Linked DNA regions of Homo sapiens: all the other regions are linked to region 3. The links are chromatin contacts, found by Hi-C or POLR2A ChIA-PET in ENCODE. All regions are on one chromosome and are shown on one strand. Each heading gives the region's core, a stretch centred on a gene start or an enhancer-like site at or near the end of the contact. The rest is flanking DNA. Distances are from core to core; before and after follow the strand shown.

Evidence for each region. A loop is a pair of places that touch in the nucleus more often than their neighbours do. ChIA-PET counts read pairs that join two places held with the same protein, here RNA polymerase II (POLR2A). Pooled maps may share reads with other maps.
Region 1: a loop to region 3 is called in a map with no recorded cell type, with 5 times the contacts of the local background. The contact joins the enhancer-like site here to the promoter of SRSF8 in region 3. A Hi-C loop is called at or near these places in 1 of 168 maps with a recorded cell type or tissue (endothelial cell of umbilical vein), 3 of 37 single-sample maps with no recorded cell type and 12 of 50 pooled maps. POLR2A ChIA-PET finds 5 or more read pairs at or near these places in 10 of 52 experiments (BJ, CD4-positive, alpha-beta T cell, CD4-positive, alpha-beta memory T cell and 6 more).
Region 2: a loop to region 3 is called in a map of OCI-LY7, with 7 times the contacts of the local background. The contact joins the enhancer-like site here to the promoter of SRSF8 in region 3. A Hi-C loop is called at or near these places in 3 of 168 maps with a recorded cell type or tissue (OCI-LY7 and naive thymus-derived CD4-positive, alpha-beta T cell), 13 of 37 single-sample maps with no recorded cell type and 15 of 50 pooled maps. POLR2A ChIA-PET finds 5 or more read pairs at or near these places in 7 of 52 experiments (CD4-positive, alpha-beta T cell, GM12878, MCF 10A and 4 more).

What each region holds. Positions count from the first base shown.
Region 1 is chr11:94,922,093-94,926,151 of GRCh38, reverse strand. No RefSeq gene overlaps it. Among named protein-coding and RNA genes, the nearest start is that of CWC15, 49 kb to the left of the region's middle. Within about 2 kb of position 1,336, at least 3 of the 41 ENCODE cell types and tissues checked have a DNase peak (open chromatin) inside an H3K27ac peak, as active enhancers do; they include CD4-positive, alpha-beta T cell and CD8-positive, alpha-beta T cell, where a contact is called at or near this core.
Region 2 is chr11:95,252,002-95,256,330 of GRCh38, reverse strand. No RefSeq gene overlaps it. Among named protein-coding and RNA genes, the nearest start is that of SESN3, 23 kb to the right of the region's middle. RefSeq lists an enhancer at 1,843-2,232. Within about 2 kb of position 1,875, at least 25 of the 41 ENCODE cell types and tissues checked have a DNase peak (open chromatin) inside an H3K27ac peak, as active enhancers do; they include CD4-positive, alpha-beta T cell, GM12878 and OCI-LY7, where a contact is called at or near this core.
Region 3 is chr11:95,063,960-95,068,168 of GRCh38, reverse strand. SRSF8 (serine and arginine rich splicing factor 8) reads right to left here and starts at 1,250. Exons shown (of 1, transcript NM_032102.4): 1 at 1-1,250. The coding sequence starts at 942. The coding sequence ends at 94. RefSeq lists enhancers at 65-174, 755-944, 669-1,426 and a silencer at 1,195-1,274.

The DNA.
Region 1 (4,059 bases), core at 87-2,586, 140 kb after region 3:
ATTAGCCGCCTGTCATGCTGACATCCTGTATACTTGTGTCATTCAACTGTCCTATATAATCATTCACTAAGTGCTGGGGCACAGCAGTCTTCAATTTAACTTAACCAGAGCCCTGAAAACAGCAATGGTTAAGAAATTCCCTCCTACCTTCCCCACACTTAGCTAAGACTTGCTGTCCACTCTTTCTCATGACTCCCTTAAGACTCTCAGTGAGATGAAATCTACTGAAAGGCCAGACACAGACCCTCCAACTCCCTGTTTTTTGTCTCATGAATGATTAACTGAGACTAGGAGTTTGTCTCCCTGAAACTAATTAGGCACAGAGATAAGCATTTCCTGTTCAGCTCACAGAGCCTCCCTCGATGGCAAAATCATCTCATCTGTAAACCACCCCACCTGTAACCCACCTACTCCTCCCTATAAAAACCTAAGGCAAAGCCACCTTCTGCAATTGATATGGTTTGGCTCTGTGTCCCCACCCAAATCTCATCTCGAATTGTAATCCCCACGTATTGAGGGAGGGAGGTGATTAGATCATGGTTGTGGTTTCCCCATGCTGTTCTCAGGATAGTGACTGAGTTCTCACGAGATCTGACGGTTTTATAAGTGTTTGAAAGTTCCTCCTTCGCTCTTCTCTCTCCTGCTGCCTTGTGAAGAAGGTGCCTGCCTCCTCTCACCTTCCTCCATAATCATAAGTTTCCTGAGGCCACCCCAGCCATATGGAACTGTGAGTCAATTAAACCTCTTTCCTTTATAAATTACCCAGTCCCTGGTAATTCTTTATAGCAGTGTGAAAACGGACTGCTACAGCAGTGCTCTGGCCTCGGTTCTGGGGTATTCTCCCTGTTGCAATATCTTAAATGAAGTTGATTTCTTTAGTTGTTTGTTTTTTGTCTTTGATAGAGGAGAGAGACAATAACCAAGTAAACAAAGCAGGTAATTTCTGGTAATAGGTACCATGGAGATGATAAAACAGGGTAATATGGCAGGGAGCTGAGAAGTTCAAGACCTGCAGTTGGCAAGCTGGAGAGCCAGGAGGGCCAATGGTATAGTTCTGGTCTGAGAGTGAAGGCTTGAGAATCAGGAGAGTTGATGATGTGGGTTGCAGTCCAAGTCCAAAGGCAGAAGAAGACTGATGTCTCAGCTTGAAGGCACCTAGGCACCATGGTGGGATAAAGCAAGGTAAGAAAATCCATATGAGTAGTGAAAAGTGCAAGGAAAAGAAAGGAGGGGGATGAAGAAAGAGAATAATAACACCTCAAGGAACAAAGCTGCGTAGCTGCAGAGTCGCCCTCTGTTCTGCCTGCACAGGGCTGCCTAGGATGTTTATAGGCCCCAAACGGTCTTATTTAACCCATTTCCTGTTTAGAAAAAAAAAATGCAGCTCGCTGCCAGTGCTAATTTAATTTTACATAAACAGGCTCTTTGAGGCTGAAGCAAATCTGACTAATTTTTCGAAGTGAAAATGAAATATAAAAACTGTTCTTGGAGTTATTTCTAAACAGAACTTGTCTCTAATCCTAATGTAACAGAAATGTATACAATGTTACATTAAGATTAGAGACAAGAGTATTCTCAGGGCAAATGGGAAATGGGTTAAACGCAGGTGCTAAAGCTCACATGCATGTGAGAGCGTGTGTGGCCTTTACAGGGGGTGTGTGACAGGTGACTGAATGTGTTTAAGATGCAACAGGCTGTGCATGATTTGAGGATGTTAAGAAACTTTAGATTGGTATAGCCTGTCAGGCATAATTACATCAACTCTCTTCACCATCTCTGTCATGCATGCTGTCATGTCTGTCCCAGATCCCATTCACCCACCCTCCTGCAGCGAGTGCTGGCTGCTAACAGCTTGCAGCTGCCTCATTCTACAAAACGTTGCCCTGTCCAGCAGAAGCCCAGGCTCAGGAAGTCCCCCAACTTGGGGCTGACAGCCAACAATCGACTAAAGTGGGAAACCGAAGGCAGCCCTCTTGCCTTAGGGTTGGGGAAGGACAATTCTGCGGTGCAGCTGATGCTCCAGAGCCGACCTTTGCATCAGGCTGAGGACAGACTTCACCTGACATCACATCTTTGCCCAGCCCTTTCTCATTCCCCACCCTAGTCCTTCTCCCTAGCCTCTCTCCCTTATGGGTTTCACCCGAGAAGACTCCCTCATTAAATGACGTGGGCCCAAATCCCTGCACTGGGCTCTGCTTCCGGGCAACCTGGCCCAAGGCACACATGTCAATTCTTCTAACAGTGGTTCAGGCTAGTCTCTGGGAGTGTTAGTCCTCAGCCCATTCCAGAGGTCCAGAAGAAAATACAGATACACGCAAAGTTTGCAGCATGCCTCTACCTCCACCAACTCTTTCAGCCAGAGGGCAGCTGGCAGTGGAATGCGCACCATTGCCAGGGCTAAGCGGGATCCAGACCTTGCATCCTTGCCCTAGGCTTGAGCACCTGTCCTCCACCATGGCCCAGCCCTCAGTCCAGCAACACCCTCTGATACGTGGTGAGGGTGCCCTTTTTCCTGCTAGGCTGCCCTCCAACTCTAGTCAATAGGATGAGTCCAGAGCCCTGAATTCCTGCATTGCATGGCCCTTTGCTGTATTAACCCCCATGTCTGCCTGGAACTAGAGGGTATCCCTCCCCTCAGTTCAGTCTTACCAGAGTCATTATTTTCAGCTTCTATTTTGGTCTATGTGGAAATATTCTTTGGGCAATGCCTTAGGTTTGTTTGCCCTCCACATTTCAGGGGTCTCTGCAGACCAAATTTGGAGCATGGCTTCTGGCTCTGCCATTTACTAACCCCATGATCTTGGCCATGGTTGCTTCAGCTAATAAAAGAGGGGGGCTCCAATTGTACCTGCTTCAGATAGGTTAAATGAGACAATGCATGTAAAGCACCAGTGCCTGGCGCATGGAGAGAACTCCACATATGCAGGTGACTCTTAGTATTGCCACTGTCTCCAGTAGCAGCAGCCACAGCTTGTTTACCACCCCACAGAATTCAGAAAGCACCTTCACACTGAGGATCTGATTGGACCCTCACCACAGTCTCACTAAGCGGGTGGGGTGAGGTCTTGCTCCCAGCTGGCAGATGGGGAAGCTGTGATTGGAAGATTGCTCTGCTTGAGGTTACACAGCTGGTACACAAAATCAGATCATTCCTTCCTAGATCTTGTATTCCACCTCACTGCCTTGCGTCCAGCCTCCTGGGCCTTCAGTGGGCCTGGGCCATGTGTGGTCAGGGGAAGGGAGTATGTGATCATGGGAACTTGGTGTGTCTTCTTGAAAGGAGAAGTGCAGAAGAGACAGTCTGACAAGCGGATTCGGTGGTTCCTGTTTCTGTCTGGGCTCTGCATCAGTTGTCCTCCCTTGCTCTCTCCCTCTGTCCCTCCTCTATGCAGGCATTAACACCCACAGCATGCAGACACAGGGCTGCAAGATGCTTATTTATTCATTGAGAGCACATCAGCTGATTCCTTCTCTATCTGCCTGGAGGAGGCAGGTCAAGATGTGCCGACCTGTGCCCTGTCACTCCTGGGAGCTGGATTTGCTGGCCATACAGATATCCACAAAAAGAAAGCAGAAAGAAGATTTTCCTTAGGTAGGAGAGTACCCCGGAGATATGCATAAATGAATGCAATGTAATTTGCAAAGAAAATGCACAGAGGGGTGGGAAATGGAAAAGAGGTGAGATCTCTTTCAAGCCTCTGGTCACCATGGCAACAATGGCACCTTTTTAAAAAAAGGATAACTGATCATTTCAAGTCAGAGGCTTTTTTTTTTTTTAAACACATGAAGACATACTAGATCCCAGCCTCTTCCATAATCTGGAATAGATGCGTGGAAGGGGGAGTGTACGGCCCAACTCAACACACAGGTATAGAATCTTGGGGGCAAATGTGGATCTGAGCCAAGAAGTCCCTCATTTAGTCACCCTGACTCAGAGCATCCTTCTGAAAACACTTGGTCAGGCTAGTGGGAACCAAAAGATCCAATCCTGAGAGCCCATGCAGGGAGCGACTGTGGAGAGGTGGGATTGGCCTTTCCAGAAGAACCAATAGGGCTCAC
Region 2 (4,329 bases), core at 626-3,125, 190 kb before region 3:
ACTCCTAGTCTGCTCTGCTCTGTCAAAAGCTTTTCTAAACTTCTCTGGGCACCAGAAGCACCCCTTGAGGGATGTTAAGCTAAGGAAAGGGAATGGTGATAACAGCATTGCTTCAGATACTTCATATTTACGTCTTTCTCGTAAAGAGTGCCAGGGCCTTATAGAATCACTCGAAGGCCCATTGCATTAATCTCAAGGATCCCAAACAAGTGAAAGTTAGATCACACTAAAGCCACCTTCATTTAGAGTTTGTGGTCAATCAAACAGAGCCTAAACTGAAATTTAATTTTGCCCTAGCAGTGAGAATTTGCTAAGCAAATTAATGCTAGAGGGCAAACAAGGCTTCTTGAGTCTGCCTAAGAGCCTTTAAAGGACAACATGCTTTCAAGGGCTGGAAGCAGTCTTTTTACATGCTAATTACAAATCCTACAGTATTTGTGAAAGCAGGTCCCTCTGGGATTTCTATCAGCCAACAAGTTGTTTATTTCCAGTTTAAAGGGGGTGGAGGGTCTATGAATTATTGAGTAGCTACTATGTGTTTTGCCTGTGCTTGGTGGTGAGAGATTGTTTATCTTCACAACCGTCCTTGGAGCTAAGCATTACCCCAGTTTGCACCTGTGGAATGGAGAGGTGGCTGGAAGCACAGAGCTGGGATTCAAAAGCTGGGAAGCCTAAACTCTGGAAGCTGTGCTCTCTCCTCCAGCATATTACCAACCTTTGAATGTAATGTCGGCTTTTCTTTAAGGAATATTCTCAAATCCAGCCTTCTTCATATTTCAGAATAGCCCGTCCCTAATTAGCTCAAATTAGCTAGCTTTGTAAACCCTTTTTCATTTCAGTAATGAGGAAAACGAGGCATTCAGCCAAGAAGCAAACTGTAGAAGGATAGGTTGCAGCAGGTCTGGGCTAATAAATTGCAGTACATGGTGCTTCCTGAGACCTACCAAGGACTCTGAAAGAAGACAAGATGAAAAATCACTCCCTCTCTGAGATATATATTTTCTTTTGGAAAGATGTGTTTTCACCACTCACAGGAAAAACTGCTTTCTGGCCTTAGATAGCACAGAAATTGTCCTCAGATAATGCCAGTGAGGAACCTGCCTGGGAGGTCTAATCGACCTGGGATATGTCATAGGTAATGCCGGGTAGGTAGGTTTAACCCTTCGATTGCACCCTTTTCCAATACTGCTGTCACTGCCCACTAAGATCAGAAAAACTGACAAAATTTTGGGAAATAACTTCATGTTTTCAGAAATGCTACAAAGCCCTCTCCACTCCCACCCATGAGACAATGTCTACAAGTCACATCATATCCTTCCAGCTTAGACTTATTTTTAAAGCACACACAAAACACACTTTAGTGTAATTGGAGAATTAGCACTTTTGCCCCAGAAATGAAACAGCTGTTGATTTCCAGGCTGCTTGTCATTAGAGAGAAGACTTGAAACATCAGAGGCAAGTTCAAACTCCCTAAGAGGCAGTATTGAACTTTACTTGTAGCTCATGTGCCAAGAGCTGCCCAGCATCACTATGCATGAAACAAAACAGGTTTCAAGCAATTATAAGACACAACATATAAATCAAGACTTTAGAATCTTTATTAATGCTGAATTTTTTATTCCAAAAAAATACTTTCAGGAAAACAAATATGACTCATGACTTATGAGACTGGCTGCTTGGATGCAAATCATCTTAACTGCTTGCACACTCCTTGGTACCTTTTCAGCTAAAGAGCCATTCAGCCTCAGCTTCAAGTGCAGAGGAAGTGCAAATAACCCCTGCACTTCAGAGCACAGCTTGCTTTGCTAAGAGACAGTTGAGCAAAATCCCAGCACGCTCTGATTCATTCTGCCTGCTGATTGGTCGTTCTCCCTGGCTGCTGACATCATCCTGTTGCTGGGTGGAAAACTTATGCAGCACAGCCCTGATGCTGACTTCTGATTCTTGTGAAGGGGACGTTGTACTCAACAGCGAAATCAGATTGTAGCTCAAATGGAATTGGAAGATATCTTTTTTGTGTGATCACTTCAGTCATCTTATGCCTCTTAAATTATAGCGCCCTCCCAACCCCCATGCCGTAATCTAGCAAATGCTATTGTGTGGCACTTTCTCTTCCAAGCCACCCAACCCCCAACAGCCTCTAGAATACAAGAGAATAAGAAAAAAACCTTATCGTTTGCCTTCGACTGTAGGTGGAAGATGTCTTACACATCTCCTAGATGGGGCTGGCCTTCTGATTAGTTCATTTGCCTTTACCATCAGTATTAAACTATGTCTTCACTTGCTGCAAAGAATTGTGAAGTAATTTTTAGGACTTTCTATAAAAAATGCCTTATTACCTCTCATTTATTTTCCCAGCATTCTGTAAGCCTTAGGTAAACTGGGGAAGTAGTGACAAAGGCCAACTTGTCTGTTGCCCTTTACAGTGCGCAAAGAACTTTTTTATATACAATGTCTCATATGTTCTTTGCAGCTGTCCCATGCATGAGGTACTATTACTTCCCCCACTCTATAGATAAGAAAACAAACCCCTAAATATTAAATCCATTGCCAGCCATATAGCTTGCACATGATGAAGCTGGGCCTCAAACCCATGGTTTTTAATCCTAGTTTCTGAACTCTTTTCACTCAGACATAGACTCTTTCAACCTTGGGAGGCTAAGTGATTTGCAAGAACCAGTGCAAATTAAGTAGCTAAACCAGTGCCAGAACCCAGCAATTCTTGTTCTCCACACAAGGCCTTTTCTTCTAAACCTCTTGGTAGCTCTCAAGACAATGTTAGAGATGCTCTTAGATACACATTTATTTTAGAAATCTTTAGGCTTTCACAAGCTTTTACTGATTAAGTGCAGCTTTGAGGGAAAAAAATAGAAGCCTAATAATTCAGATGCACATTTGCATTTATTACATAAGGCTTCTGTAAGGGATAAGCTTATCCAGTTGCAGGCTTATTTTAAGTTTTAATGGAATGATTTTGACAGATCAGAAATAGCAGGCTTAGTAACCAGCTCGGTAACTTAGATGTCAGAGACATTTCCATGGTGGATAGCGGGGCTCCTTAGCTCTCAGGACACACTAGATTTCTCTTGTTTGTCTCTGACTGGGATGATTAACCACCCTTTGCTTGGCTTTCATCTTTCCTGGCACAGCTTTGTCTTTCATCTCATTCATTGCTCCAAACCCTTCTTCCCTTTAACTTTTAATACACATACAAAATATTTCAGCTTCCCTCAGTTATTTTTACATAAGCAGAGCAGGAAAACATGGATATACTTCACGGAGCCTGCCACATCTGGTTTGCTCAGGTACTCCCTTACCCATCTTTATTTTTAAATGAGACAAAGAATCCTTCAAAAAAGGCTTAGGAGACTAAAATGTTGGAGGAAAGGAATGAAAGAATGGGGGGGGCAAAGATTACTCAGACATGGAGGTGAATATTTGCATTTTCTATCTTGATCTTTGTGACAGCAGCAACACATAGTGTGGTGACTTGTATTTCACAACGTACATAGCTGCTTCTGTATACTTTGCATTCTTCTCTCATTTTCCCAGTAATTGCCTTTTTTCACTGTGGGGCTTTTTGTCCCCTTGACCCCCAGGTCTCCTACTTCCTGTGTATGACTTAGGCACATGTAGCTCACTCTAAATTTCAGCAAAATGTTCTCTCTGAAAGTGACTTCTTTTCACACCACTCAGATCTTCACATTTTCACTGCCTGTGGAAATATAAACTTACTGATTTTTGTCTTTCTGTGTTATTTGAAGGTAACAAACAATTTGTTGTGCTGAAAAACAGAATTGTTGTCTCATAGACTCCCCAGAGTGATGGGCAGTTCCTACATCCAGCTCTCTGGCTCCCTGTTCAGTGGACCTACCACACCTTTGTTCCTGCTGTCTGTTTTGCCTGAAATGTGTGTCTTAAAATATGGCACAGTAGATGCTGAGCAAAAACAACAACAAAATCCTATGGTCACATAGTTAGCGGCAGTTGAAACTGAAATTAGACCCCAACCTCACATGATTATTAAACGAACATTTTAATGATAAAGAAAGACATTAATGCAGGCTAAAAAAAAATGTGTGCACCATCCAATTCCAAAACCCCAGACAGGCACAATGACTCACACCTGGAATCCTAGCACTTTGGGAGGCCAAGGCAGGTGGATCACTTGAGGTCAGGAATTCGAGACCAGCCTGGTCAACATCATGAAACCCTGTCTCTATTAAAAATATAAAGAAATTAGCCAGGCGTGGTGGCAGGAGCCTGTAATCCCAGCTACTCAGGAGACTGAGGCTTGAGAATTGCTTGAACTCGGGAGGCGGAGGTTGC
Region 3 (4,209 bases), core at 1-2,500:
CCTCTTCTTCCAGGGACGTTGCTTCCATAGACTGAGTATGTGATCCTTTTCCCCCAAGTCCTCCATCACGTTGCTTCCTGATGCATCATTTTCTTAAGAGGACATCTGTCCTTCCTCTTCAGGAGACTTGGGGGGCCTCTTGGATCGCGACCTTGACTTGGATTTCCTCTTGGATACCCGGGGAGGACTCCTGGTCATAGATGAAGACCTGGACCGCGAGCGAGACCTGGAGACCGAGGAGGACTTGGATCGTCGCGCAGAGCTCGATTTGGAGGTTGATGCAGAGCGAGAGCTAGTGGAGGACCCAGACTTCGAGTGAGACCGGCTGCTGTGATATCGGCTGTAGCGAGAGTTACTGTAACCAGATGAGCTGTAGTGAGATCCGCCGTAGCGAGATTCCCTGTAGCGAGATCTGCTGTAGGGAGAGCGGCTGTAGCGCGACCGGCTGTAAGGAGATCGGCTGTAGGGAGACCGGCTATAGCGAGAACCCCTATAGCGAGATCGGCTGCGGGACCTGGAGCAGCTGGGACCCCGGGATCGGCTGCGGTGTCGCCGCCTGGGGCTGCGGCTCCGCCGCCCGTAGCTGCGGCTCCGCCGTCCGTAGCCGCCGCCTCTGGACCTGCCGCGTGGCTCTCCCTGGCGGCTGCGGGGCAGGTCCCGGCGGCCATAGCGCGCCACCTGCACCCGCAGCTCGCGTCCGTCCAGCTCCGCCCCGTCCATGGCGGCCTCGGCGTCTTGGGCGTCGCGCCGGTCGTGAAAGCGGACGAAAGCGAAGCCCCGGGGCGCCTTGGTGTGGGGCTCCCGCGGGATGTACACGTCGCCCACGCGCCCGTACTTCTCGAACACGCGCCTCAAGCTGTCGGGAGAGGTGCGGTAGGTCAGGTTGTCCACCTTGAGGGTGATCATGCCGTCCACGTCGGGAGGGGGGCGGCCGCAGCTCATGGCTCCGAGAGCAGCCCGGGCCCGGAAACTGGCGCTGCTCTGGGCGCTGACGGTGCGACCTGCGTTTCTTTCTCGCGGTTGCGCCCCGCGTGGGGACGCCGGGAAAGGCCGGGCGGAGAGGCGGGCGGCGGAGCTCCGCAGGGAGCGCCCTGGAGCAGCAACTTCCGAGTTCCCAATTTCAGGCCAAATACTCCAGGACCCAGAGGAAGGTTTCCTTTTGGTAGCTGAACTCCAAATGAAGCCAGGCCCCGAAGATCCTGGCCTTGTACCTGGGCAACATCCTAACCTAATCAGCGCCCAGCTAATGTAATCACTGGGCTGGATTTACATTAGACGTCCCACCCTCCCATGCTCCTCCCTATTATTCTACGTTTTAAACCAATCTTAAGAACAAAGCTAACTGATTAAAGGTCAATTTATGGGAACAGGCAATCCAGACAAATATTAAACAAAAGAAACCTAGGGCAACAATATTAATATCCAGTGTATTGATAGGATCAAAGGAGCACATTTCATAGTTATTGAAAAGAAAATTCACTAGGAAAACATTACAGTGATGAACTTAACGCACCTAAACACATAACAGTGACACATAGCCAAGACTGAGAGTTATAAGGTAAAACTGAAAAATCTGCACTCATGATGGAAGTTTGTTTTTTCCCCGTAACACCGTTTTCTCAGAAATCAATAGTGCAGAGAACAAAACTAGTAATGCTATAATAATTTGCACAACAAACAACAATTTTGATCATATAACCTGCAACAACCAAAAATATATAGAAAACAGAAGAATTTCCCAATACAAGACTACAAAATAAATGTCAATTAAAATTTAATAGGTCAATAAATTCAGCACATCTGGACCTCAGTGAAATAATATTGAAGGTTAAAAATAAAAAACCTGAATCCAATCATATTTACTTGAAAATTAATAACCACATTTCTAAAACTTTTTTTATGTTGAAGTCAAGCAATTAGTAAAACAAAACCAAAACAAAAAATAAAACATTAAAATAAAAATAGAATTACAAATAAAAGGGACAATATGTTTTTTTAAAAAGATGATTAATAAAACTGAAATCTAACACTTTTAAAGAAAAAAACAATCTAGCAATACTGATGAAGAAATACAGTTTCTAAATCTGGAAAGGAAATATACAGAAAGGGCCTAGAGCATCTTGGAGTGCTGGAAAATAAGGATGTGATAAATAGAAAACAAACAAAAGCATTGATGGGGTAATTTTAGAGGGGTACAAAAACCAATAAAACAGCTCCCAATGGCCAAATCTTGAACAATTTAAGGAACAAACTAAAATACTACTATATCATATTCCAAAATATAAAATAAATATTAATCTGTGCTGTTGTAAATAAATGATTAAATAAATTAACACATTGGAGAAAAGAGAGAAAACTCCTCTGCAGGAGAATTCTAAATTAATTAAATTAATTAAAACGTTGCTGATTTTGAAAATGTTATGTAACCTTATATACATAGAATTGTGCTTTTTATATTTTAATGTATTTTGTGTTTTATTTCCCTCATCTATGTGTTCCATGTAGCTGTACTTGATCCTGTTACCTTGCCGTAAGGCATTCAATGGTATAAATGTTTGTGCTGTTGATGGGCACTTGGGTTGTTTCCACTTTTGGCCTCTTACAGTGTTGCTCAGAACATGCTTGGACATGTATACTGGAGCTCATGTGTCCTCTTAGGTATGAATGGATCCCTTGTCACAGAATACAGGCAGCCCACTGTAACCTCTGGCTTCAGCATCAGTGAATTCAGCCAACTGTGGGTAGAAATTATTCAGAAAAAAAAAACAATAAAAATAAATAGAACATAATACAGTAAACAATTATTTACATAGCATTTTCATCATAATGTAAGTAATCTAGAGATGACTTAAAGTATGTTGGAAAATACGTATAGGTTACATGCTCATACCAAGCCATTTTATATATGGACTTGAAAATCCTCAGAATCCTCAGGGGTTACTAAGGACCAAACCCCATCCACCTGCAGAATATCAAGGGACAACTGTATGTGAATTCAAACTTTACCATGCCTGATTGTTTTTCAACAGTTTTTATCAATTTACACACAGGATAGCTGTGTATGAGGGTGCTCAGTGCTCTTCACTTTTGCAAACCTTTGGTGAATATCAGACTTTTTAGTTTTAGCCAGTTAGGTGAGGGCATTAAGATTTGTTTTACCTGTGATTTCGTCCCCACACAACAGCCTGGGGTGACACAGTGAGATTTTGTCACTTAAAACTTAAAAAAAAAAAATTCATTTCCCTAACTGCAAATGAGAGTGAGTAATTTTTTCACGTTCATTGGCCATTTGGGTATTCTTACTCATAAGCTGCCTATTATGTATTTTGTCCATTTTTCTATTGGGTTGGCGTTCTCTGCACTAGCTCTTTATATATAATGGATATCAGCTCTTTGCTGGATATGAGTAATACAATATCAGTTCACACTCCTTGGTTTGTCATTTCTCTCTTTTTTTCATATCTTTTGATGAACAGAAGTCCCTCTTTATTTCTAATAGTAAAATATTATTTAAAATAGCTAACATACCTGGTGACTATAACATGGCAAACACTGTTCGGTTTACTCTTGGTACAATAAATCATTTAATTCTTATGACCTATAAGAAGATTCATACCTCTAATTTTCAGATGACAGAACTGAGTCATTGAGACATTAAGTCACTTGTTCAAGGCGGTAGAGCTAGCACTGTTAGAGTCAAATATTTAAATGACAACCCCCAAAATGATGCCTTAAAACAAAAAAAAGACTTCTCCCTTATCAAACTGTAATATTTGAGCTGATATCAACAGTACCTCTAAGCACAGATACTGAGACCAGACACAGATACATGTACAGTTGACCCTGGAACAATGAGGGGATTCAGGGTGCTGAATCCCTGTGCAGTTGAAACTCCTCAAATACTTTTGACTCCTCCCAAAACTGAACTACTAAGAGCCTGCTGTTGACTGGAAGTCTTACAGATATCAACGGTTGATTAACACAGATTTTGTATGTGACATGTACTAAATACTGGATTCTTACAGTAAAGAAAACTAGAGAAAAGAAAATGTTTTTAAGAAAATCATAAGGAGGAGAAAATGTATTTACTATACTGTACTATATTTATGGATACCTTAACCATTTACAAGATGAATAGCCTGTCTGAAATGGCTGGCAACCTCACTGCAGACCTCAATGTACCCTACACATCAAGCAATTCAACATTTT